2 separate regions of the Homo sapiens genome follow, and region 2 is linked to region 1. Evidence: chromatin contacts called from ENCODE Hi-C or POLR2A ChIA-PET data. All regions are on one chromosome and are shown on one strand. The core of a region is the stretch at or near the end of the contact, and the rest is flanking DNA. Distances in the headings are between cores, read along the strand shown. Region 1 overlaps CHCHD6 (coiled-coil-helix-coiled-coil-helix domain containing 6). Region 2 has its middle 33 kb from the start of PRR23E.

The links. Hi-C counts contacts between places; a loop is a spot of excess contacts on that map. ChIA-PET counts read pairs that join two places held with the same protein, here RNA polymerase II (POLR2A). Pooled maps may share reads with other maps.
Region 2: a loop to region 1 is called in a pooled map, with 3 times the contacts of the local background. The contact joins two enhancer-like sites. A Hi-C loop is called at or near these places in 3 of 50 pooled maps. POLR2A ChIA-PET finds 5 or more read pairs at or near these places in 3 of 52 experiments (CD4-positive, alpha-beta T cell, GM10248 and PC-9).

What each region holds. Positions count from the first base shown.
Region 1 is chr3:126,909,464-126,914,099 of GRCh38, forward strand. The region is part of intron 5 of CHCHD6 (coiled-coil-helix-coiled-coil-helix domain containing 6); the gene reads left to right. Among named protein-coding and RNA genes, the nearest start is that of PLXNA1, 71 kb to the right of the region's middle. RefSeq lists enhancers at 1,660-2,859, 1,792-2,271, 2,412-2,491. Within about 2 kb of position 2,113, at least 17 of the 41 ENCODE cell types and tissues checked have a DNase peak (open chromatin) inside an H3K27ac peak, as active enhancers do.
Region 2 is chr3:127,224,089-127,228,692 of GRCh38, forward strand. No RefSeq gene overlaps it. Among named protein-coding and RNA genes, the nearest start is that of PRR23E, 33 kb to the left of the region's middle. RefSeq lists an enhancer at 70-249 and a silencer at 3,210-3,319. Within about 2 kb of position 2,988, at least 2 of the 41 ENCODE cell types and tissues checked have a DNase peak (open chromatin) inside an H3K27ac peak, as active enhancers do.

The sequences.
Region 1 (4,636 bases), core at 863-3,362:
CAGATCCAGGCCCTTGGAGAAATCAGACAGTATGAAATATGAAAACTGCTCGGGAAGTAATTGAAGAAACACTGTGACTTTGGAAACCCATGGAGATAACACTCACACCTTCTTACTCACGTTATTTAATTTTTAATGGCAGATTTAATTAATGGAGGTCAGGCCTCCTGCTTTCAGATGTGCATGTGGGGCAGCTGGAGGAGGAGGAGGGGCAGCTGTCTACAGGGCAGAGGAAAAGACTGCAAATTTGGGAAACTAAAGAGTCCGATGGGAAAGAAAATCACCCAGAAATAATAGTCCCTGGTCATTGGGTGCTAATTAATGTGTGAGAATTCGGTAGAGCGCACTTCAGAGAAGTTTCCCAGTGTCTCTCAGTGGGCAGCAGGGCTCCTTTACAGGCACAGTCATGCTGCCTTCCCAGGCTCTGTGCTGCAGGGTTCCAGGAGCTCTCGAGAACTGACGGCCTAGCCGGGGAGAGCTGGATGCCATCATCCACACAGCTGCCAGAATGTTCTTTTAAAAACACAAATCAGCTGGGCACAGTAAGTCACGCCTATAATCCCAACACTTTGGGAGGCCAAGGCAGGCAGATCACTTGAGCCCAGGAGTTTGAAACCAGCCTGGCCAACATGGCGAAACCCCCTCTCTGTAAAAAATACAAAAATTAGCTGGGCAGGATGGCACACTCCTGTAGTCCCAGCTACTGGGGTGGCTCTGAGGTGGAGAGATAGCTTGAGCCCAGAGGTCGAGGTTACAGCGGGCTATGATCACACCACTGCATTCCAGCCAGGAGCAAGGCCCTGCCTCAGGAAAAAAAAAAAAACAAAAAAAACAAATCTTCCCTGCCCCTCCTTCACTGAAAAAGGAAAGCCTTCTTCACCCTTATTGCCCATGAGGTGCAGTCCAAGCTTTTGAGCCTGCAGCTGGCATCCTCCACGTCCCCTCCTGGCCGTTGCCCTGTGCCTCTGCAGCAACAGTGGCATCTCCTGCCCCATGCACAGCCCTGTGGCAGCCCCAGGCTCCTCGCACTGCTGCCTGTGTTCAGGAGACCTCCCTCTCATTTGGCTCATTTCTGCTCATCCTTTAAAATTCATTAAAATGGATACACCCTTTGACCCAAGAATTTGACTTATACAGTGTTCCCTACAGATACACACAAAGTTCTAGATGCCAAGATGTTCCTCTTAGCTTTGTTTATAATAGTAGAAGACTAGAAACAACCTCTGTACAAGGATGGGGAGCTGCTTGAGTGATACTCAAGGGATGACACTACAGGGTATTCATTCCTACTACTAAGTGCTGGTCAGCTGGAGTGGGTGAGGTCTCTGAGGATCAATGGAAAGATGAGGTGTGGCAGATCGTGTCTGCTGCAGTCAAGTGAGTGTCAGGAACAAGTGGGGCACATGTGTGTGCTCACTCACACATGTGCCCATGCATGCACAGCACCTCGCCCTGACAAGGACGGGGTGCACAGAGGAGTAGGGATAGGGCTGAGTCCAGGCTGGCCAAGAGGCTCAGTATTCACCACACACCCTCCATGCTTTCCATTTTTGTTTTTTAAAACCATATGTAAGTATTTTTCAAAAACATTGTTTAGTGTAAATAAAAAAAACTCAGCCTCAGTTCAGGTATTGGCTCCCAGGAAGTCAGTCTGACCCATGGTTTCTGCCAGGCTGTCCTTTCAGGTGCCCCACAGCACCTGGGAGGACTGGCTGAGTACCCCATTGTAATTATGATGCCACCATCTCAGAGCTCCACGAGGCCAGGGAGCAAGCCACACTTGTCTCAGAACCTTCTGGCACTTGGCGGGTTCTCAGTGTGCACGTTGGTAGTGTCTAGTCCTTCTAGAAGCCCTGACCTGGTGATTGGTTGAGGAGTCCACAGAGTGCCCTGCCCTTCCCAGGAGATGGAGTCTGGGTCCACTCCAGCAGCCTTGGAAAGGCCTGGTGGATGAGCAGCTTTGTGAACACAGGAAGCCAGCTTGGTATTCCCAAGTTGTGGGCCGGAGACCTTCGAGTGCCAAGGGAGCTGCGGTTGTGAGGACATCCGTCCCTGTAGGTCTGCTTAGGCAGATTAGATGAGTGGGGTAGGCGGGTCAGGACAGGACAGGACGGGGAATTTCTCTGAGTCATTCTGAGAAACAATAGAGGAAGCTGCAGCAGGGTAATCACCGCCACTTCTTGGCCTGTGGGTACTTCCTGTGACAAATCGAGTTGACCACATGTTCAAACTGAGCTTGCAATCAAACCCAAGCACTATCCAAATTCACCGGGGCCAGGCTGTTTCTGGCAGTATGGCATCTTGAGCACAGGCTCTGAGTGTCTACTGAAGCCCACAGCAGGCCGGGCCCATCTGGGCCAAGGATTCGCTCTCTGAGAAGGTTGGCAACAGGTGCCTGGGCCTGCAGGATGGTGACCTGACACTCAGGAGCCCTGTGGGCACAACCACAGGAAGAGGGGTTTGGCTCAAAGAGAAGGTCTGAGCCATGAGGTTGTTTTGTGGGAAAGGAAGTAGGCCAGGATGAATTGTGGGGGGCGGGGCTTAGGATGAGGTGCATTTTAGCTCTGGAAAATTCAGTGGCTGTGGTGGGCTGAGGTGGGTGCTGTGTGCCAAGATGTCTCTCCACCAACTGCAGGCTGGGTGATACCCTGTGTTGCTGTTGAGAGAAGTGACTTACCCAAAGAACACCGCCAGCATATGCCAAAGCGCAAATCAAAATGTGGGTCTGTGGTCCATGCCATCTCCTGATGAGGTCTCATGAAGGGGAACTTCAGACAGCTAAGCAGTTCCCACCCAGGCTGTGGCGGAAGGGCGTCTGCATGGAGTGGGAGGGAGGCCCAAAGTTGTTATGTCTCTGTCCCTACCGCCTCGCCCAGGACAGGCAGTGCTGGTGGATACTGGACTGGTCGAGGCAAAGACGTAATCTCTCGTTTGAATGTGAGGGCTCTAGAGAGAACACTGGAGCCCCCTTGCTGGGCATTTTGGCAGCAGCTGGCTGTGGTGGGAGGAGAACCTGTATTTATTTCGTGCCTGTCGTATGCCGGGAGGGTTGGCATTTCCCAGCTGTCATTCCCAGTAGCTGTAGAGGGAGGCATCCATTATCTCCTTGGCTCAGAAGTGAGGAGCAGCGAGGTGACTTGCCTAAGCTCACCAGGCAGTGGAGGGTGAAAGGCCCAGAGGTGGCCCCCAGGCCTCCCTGACTCCCCCGGCCCAGCCCAGGGCAGAATGCCAGCACCTGGTGGTTCTTCCTCATCACATGAGCCAGGTGCTCTTCCCCAGGGGCTCACCTTCCACATTTACCTCCCAGTCAGCACTTCTCTGAGGCCACGATGCAGCAGGGGAGTCCTTGGGGTAAGACTAGAGGGGGGCCTGGTTTCCATCTGGACCTGCCTTCCATGCCCTATGGCCTTAGAGGTGGGGGGTCCATCCCTGCCTCAGTTACCTTCCCTGCAGAAGGCCGAGGGGGGTCCGTGGTGCACAGGAAGTGCTTTCCCTGGGTGGCTCTGTGCACCTCTCACTTCGTGTCTGCCCAGCTTCAGCCAGGCTAGCTGTGTGCCTGGTGGGCGGAGAGAGCCAAGTTGAAGTCCTACAAATGTGCAAGGCAACGCAGCTCTAAAGTTCCTTCACTGCCACACAAGCGTGTTTCAGGGACTGACTGATCTGTGCCTGCAGTAGGTACCTGAGACCTGAAGCTCCCATTTGCTCATCTGTAGAACGGGGATAATCATGCTGCCCGTATGAGCCTTTTTTTTTTTTTTTTTTTTTTTTTTTTTTTTTTTTTGGGAGACGGAGTTTCACTTTTGTCGCCCAGGCTGAAGTACAGTGGCACAATCTCGGCTTACTGTAACCTCCACCTCCTGGGTTCAAGCGATTCTCATGCCTCAGCCTCCCAAGTAGCTGGGATTACAGGCACCCGCCACCACACCCAGCTAATTTTTTTTTTGTATTTTTAGTAGAGATGGGGTTTTGCCATTTGGGCCAGGCTGATCTTGAACTCCTGACCTCAGGTGATCCACACACCTCAGCCTCCCAAAGTGCCCATGTGAGGCTTTGAGGAGTAGATGTGGTTGTGTCTGCAAAGGGACTGACCTTAAGCCAACTCCAGGTGACATCTGCTGTACCTTCCTCACCCGCACTGGGGAGGTCTGACCACGGGCCCTGCCCCACCTCAGGTTGTTTCATTTCTGAAACTGCTTCCTCATGAGTCAGCCCAAGGCTGGCCTTCTCCCTGCTGCCTACATGTCCACATGTGGGCTTCACCACACTCCCACCTGGAGCACGGCAGGAGGCTGCTAGCAGATGCGTTAATGTCAGTCTCCCCTCAGAACATGCGAAGGTGCTGGAGCTTCACAAAGAAAGGAGGATGTGGACCTGGGCCTTTGTGGCCTGGAGCAGCTTGCCTCTGAGGCACAGCAAAGTTCCATAACCTACCCAGAGCCACACGGTGGTGGCATCAGGGCTTAGACCCAGCTGTGTTTTGCTCCCAGGCCTGGGCCTTCCCTCCACAAACCTGGGTCTGTAGGTGCACATGTACCGGGTGATCTCAGGACAAATTAAGTGTGTGCCTGTGGATGCTCCCCTTAACAATCTGGACAGATGGTTGCTGTTCCGATGAGTAGGGTGGTCAGGGTAGGCA
Region 2 (4,604 bases), core at 1,738-4,237, 320 kb after region 1:
GAACTTCTAGGTAAAGATGGCAGGCGACAGGTATGTACTCATGATGGCCCCTCCCCAGCCCCACCATAACAGTAAGGGAAATTTAACAAGCCATTAGCCCACAAGAACAGCTATAATGTGAGAGAAAACAGGAAGGAGATTTGGGTGGCAAGAAAGCAGATGGCCGTGCAGGAAGTGACTGAGCAGAAGGAGGACGCTGAGGAACGGAAGCCTCAGCCAGCAGCAGGGATGTGGAGAAGCCACTCGCTCTCCACTGCAGAGCCACTCAGGAGATGTAGAATTCCTGGATCAGGCAGTGGGATTGGAGATGACGTGAAGTGGGATGAAGATGAGACTAAAAGCGGAAGACCAATTAGACTTTCAAGGACTATCTGACAAGTCGCCAGCTGGGAGACACACCTCCCCCAAACATGGCCACGTGCCCTCCCCTTCCTTCTTCCAGCAGAAGAGACTCAAATTTTCTCTGGACTGAAAACTGAGGCAGGGGTGGGAGAAGATCTTTGCGTTCTGCTGAGACCCCAGCTCTCTTCCTCTCAGCTCCCAGCATGCCAGCCCAATTCCCTTCAGGTGGGAAAATAAAAGAGCCTTCTTAGGAAAATTTGAACCAAGATTTAAAAGTAATCCCAGCACTTTGGGAGGCCAAGGCGGGCAGGATCGCTTGAGCCCAGGAGTTTGAGACCAGATTGGGTAACATGGTGACACCCCGTCTCTACAAAAAATACAAAAATTATCTGGGCATGGTGGTGCACACCTGTAGTCTCAGCTACTAGGGAGGCTGAAGCAGGAGAATTGCTTGAGCCCAGGAGGGCGAGGCTGCAGTGAGTTATGATCACACCACTGCACTCCAGCCTGGGTGACAGAGTAAGACACTGTCTCAGTTAATCAGTCAATGGAAAGATCTAAAGGTAGTAACTTTGGCATTTCCCCAAACGCAAGACCCAGCCAAATCTTGCAGCCACACTCACAGGTTCAGGACTCTCAACCAGCCCTTCAGTGCCTCACTTATGCACATGAGCCAAAAACTGTGCATTTCTGTACTTCTGCAGAAAGCCTGCAGCATGCAAGTTAGAGACCAGCACAAAACTGGACCAAATATAGAGCCATTATTAGATCAGATAGCTCTGCTATCTCAAAGACAGGGAACAAAATAAAACTAAAAAATAAAACTTGGAGGACAAATAACATATAGAGAGGAAAAACTCTCAAAGCTAATTAATATCCTCAGAAAGGTAAGACTATATCCTTAAAATAAAAACAGAATACCATGGGGAAAAGGCACTTTGAACAATAGAATAGCTGAAATGAAACACACAAGGATTGGAAAATGAAGCTGAGGAAATACCCCCAGAAAGTAGAACAAAATTACAAAAGTGAAAAGTGGAAGAAAAATAAGTAAAGGGTCACTAGATGTCTAACATCTGAAAAACAGGGGTTACAGAAATAAAACTGAAAATGGAGCGAGTTAATCAAAGACATGATTCAAGAAAAGTTCCCAGACCTGAAGGATGTTTCTAGAGTGAATGGAGCCCACCCAGGGTGTAGTAGATATATGAAAATAGACCCACATAATGAATACTATTGTGAAATATGAGAATAGTAGGTACAAAGAAAATCTTACATTCCTCAAATAAAACAAATCAAAGGTATCAGAATTGGAATGATTTTGAACTTCGACATCTGTCCTAGAAGCTGAAAGAAAATGGAATAGTGCCTTCAAAATTCTAAAGGAAAGTTATTTTCCAACTTAGAATTCTGAACCCAGGAAAATTATAAATTAAGGGTGAGGCTAGAATCAATATATTTTAAAATAGGCAGGATCACAAGTTTATCTCTTATGTACCCTTCCTTTCTGGGAAAACTACTATAGGATATACAGCATCAAAATGAGGGGGTAAACCCAGAAAAAGGAAGACAAGGGACTCAATGCAGGAGGGAGGTAAGGGGTCCCGGTGACAGCTGTGAGCCAGGCTGGTCTGGGATGGAGCAGGTCAGAAGGTTCCTAGTGAGAGTGCTTCAGGAGGATGGAATTGGTGGAATCCCTGGTGTGTCCAAGCATATTGAGGTGGTGTAAAGGAGCTAAACTCTAAAATGAGCTAAATTCTATAATGCCTAGGACTAAAAGCTGTGTGCTAGCATGTTATCTGCAGATATGGAAGTAGATACCCAAATAATTAGCTGAAAAGAGTTGGGAGGGTGGTGGGAGGCAGCTCCTTTTCATATCAGTTCTGTGATACTACTTGATTCTACATTGCATGTATGAAATTGACACCAATGAGAACCAAACAAAAAGAAAGGACTCTCAGTTTTCACTAAGGTTGGCCAAGATGGAAAAGGTTGATAGTACTGAATGGGAAAACTGGCTGAACTCTTCCTGGTGGGAGCAAAAATTCACGTGATCTCTTCAGAGGTCAATTTGGCAGTAAATGATGAAAACTTAAAAAGGGCAACTCACCCTCAACCCTGCAAGTTGTTTCTCTCCCTCAGTTGTGTATGGTGGATCTGGAACAGGAAGCTGTGGGTGGAAGGGAACCCCCGGAAGGCACTCCTAGGTGAAGGAGGGGCAAATACTTGGGAGCTGGTGTCAGCAGGCAGGATCGGGATGGGTGGAGGACCAGACTGCAAACCAGCTGACCCTTGTCTTCCAGTCTCCTTCCCTGGTAGGGGAGTCTCACTGTGGAAGCCTGAATTATGCTCTCCTGAAACATTGCTCTGGGGGAGACAAGGGGTAGGTGGGGTGGCAGCTGGGAAGGGTGGGGAAGAGGGGTGTGTGTGTGTGTGTGTGTGTGTGTGTGTGTGTGTGTGTGTAACGAGGACTGGGTTTGTTTGTAAGATAGAGAGCAAACAGGAGGGGAGGGAGCATGCGGGGGCTGGGACAGGAAGGTCTGATTAGGGAACCCCAGATGCTGAAGGAGGCAGATGAACAAGGTCAGCTTTGGTCCGGGAGGCAGGATGTCCCATCCAAGAAAAACGGAAGAAGACTAACCCCACTGACAAAAGCTGCTCTCTCTCCTGAGATCTCGAACACACACACCCGACTCTCCCAGCAGGCCCTCTAGTGCTGAAGTGCTCCTGAGGGCAGCCTGCAGTCTTCAGTGTCCCGGCAGCGCCGCGGTCCAAGGTCAGCCAGGCGCTGTGCCCCAGCCCTGATGAACCAGCCGCCTCCTCCTCCCCCTCCCCCTCCCCCTCCCCCTCCTCCTCCTCCTCCTCCTCCTCCTCGCAGCTCCAGGGCAGGAAGCAGTTCTGAGGCCCCACACTTGGTGCCCTTACGTGAGGGGGTGGAGCCAAACACTGTCATGTGAGGGGGTGGGGCAAGGCCACTGGTGTGGCTCAGGAAGACGAGGGGATCAGGTTCCCTGTCAAAGGTCCACCTCTGTCTTACACGAGAAGCTGATGGGGTCAATCCAGCCGTCTGTTTAATCCCAGCAACAAAGGTACTCACCACACTGTGTTGCCCTCTGGCCAGGAGAGGGGCAGGGCGTGTAATTGACCTACTTGTCTGAAGTCAGGGGACAATGACTCCAGGAGGAGGGTCTGAAGGGAGTGGGAGTCAGCCCTGCCAGGTGGAGGGGGCAGGGACCTCAAGGGCAGACCGCAGCCCAGCTACCAAGGCTCCCGAGGAGGGAGCGGACCCCTCCCAGGAGCCTGCAGGCCACTGTGGCTGCAGCTGGGGCCAGGAGGATACTGGGCTGAGTCAGGTGGTCCCATCCTCCAGCGACCTGGGGGCCCAAGTAACCGCAGCCATGATGAAGGTTTAGTTAAAAGGGCAGGTTTGAGTTTCAGAGCAGCAGAGCTTTGCTGCAGCCTGAGGGCCAGGATGTGGGGAGGGCAGACAGCAGGCTGTGAAGGGTTTCTTGGGTTAGCCATGAGCCCTGGTCAGGAGAGGACCCTGGTAGAGAATGCAGCATGACAGTAGGCACCTGGGTGAAGGGTGTGGAGGTTCTCACTGCTGTGGTGCTGCACGCACCTGACACTTACCAAAGGATGGACAGGCTCTCCTAGGTCCATCTCCACCTAGCTACCTTCAGCTTTTTGATTGTGCTATTCCAGTCCTCATAGCTTTCCCTATTTTTTGTGTACTTGATTTGGAGTTTTCCAAAAGTGTGTGTTAAAAAGTCTCCCATGAAGAGTGTGGATTTGCCATTTTCTTCTATATTTTTGTTGCTTTTTTACTAACACATTTTGAAGCCAATTATTTATATAGCAATTACCAGATGCCAGACACTGTCCTCAGTACTTTCCCAGTATGAACTCATTTAATCAATATGAAATATCCTAACAATAGGAGGCTAGTTTAGAAAATTACACAGTGAGGACTTTGAGAAAAATGTAATAAAAGTTTATTGATTAACAAGGAAAATCATCCATGATATATTATGAAATGAAAAACGCAAGTTACCATGCAGTTTATACAAGCTCATTGCTTTTTTTGTGATGGAAAGAAATGTTATCTATGCATAAGAAAAAGGTCTGGAAGTGTGCATACCAAAATAATGACATAGATTATCTTTGGGAGATAGAATCATGTGCTATCATATTTTTTTGTTTATACTTATATGCATTTTCTGGTTTTGATAATGAGGATCTATTAGTTGATAATTTAAAAA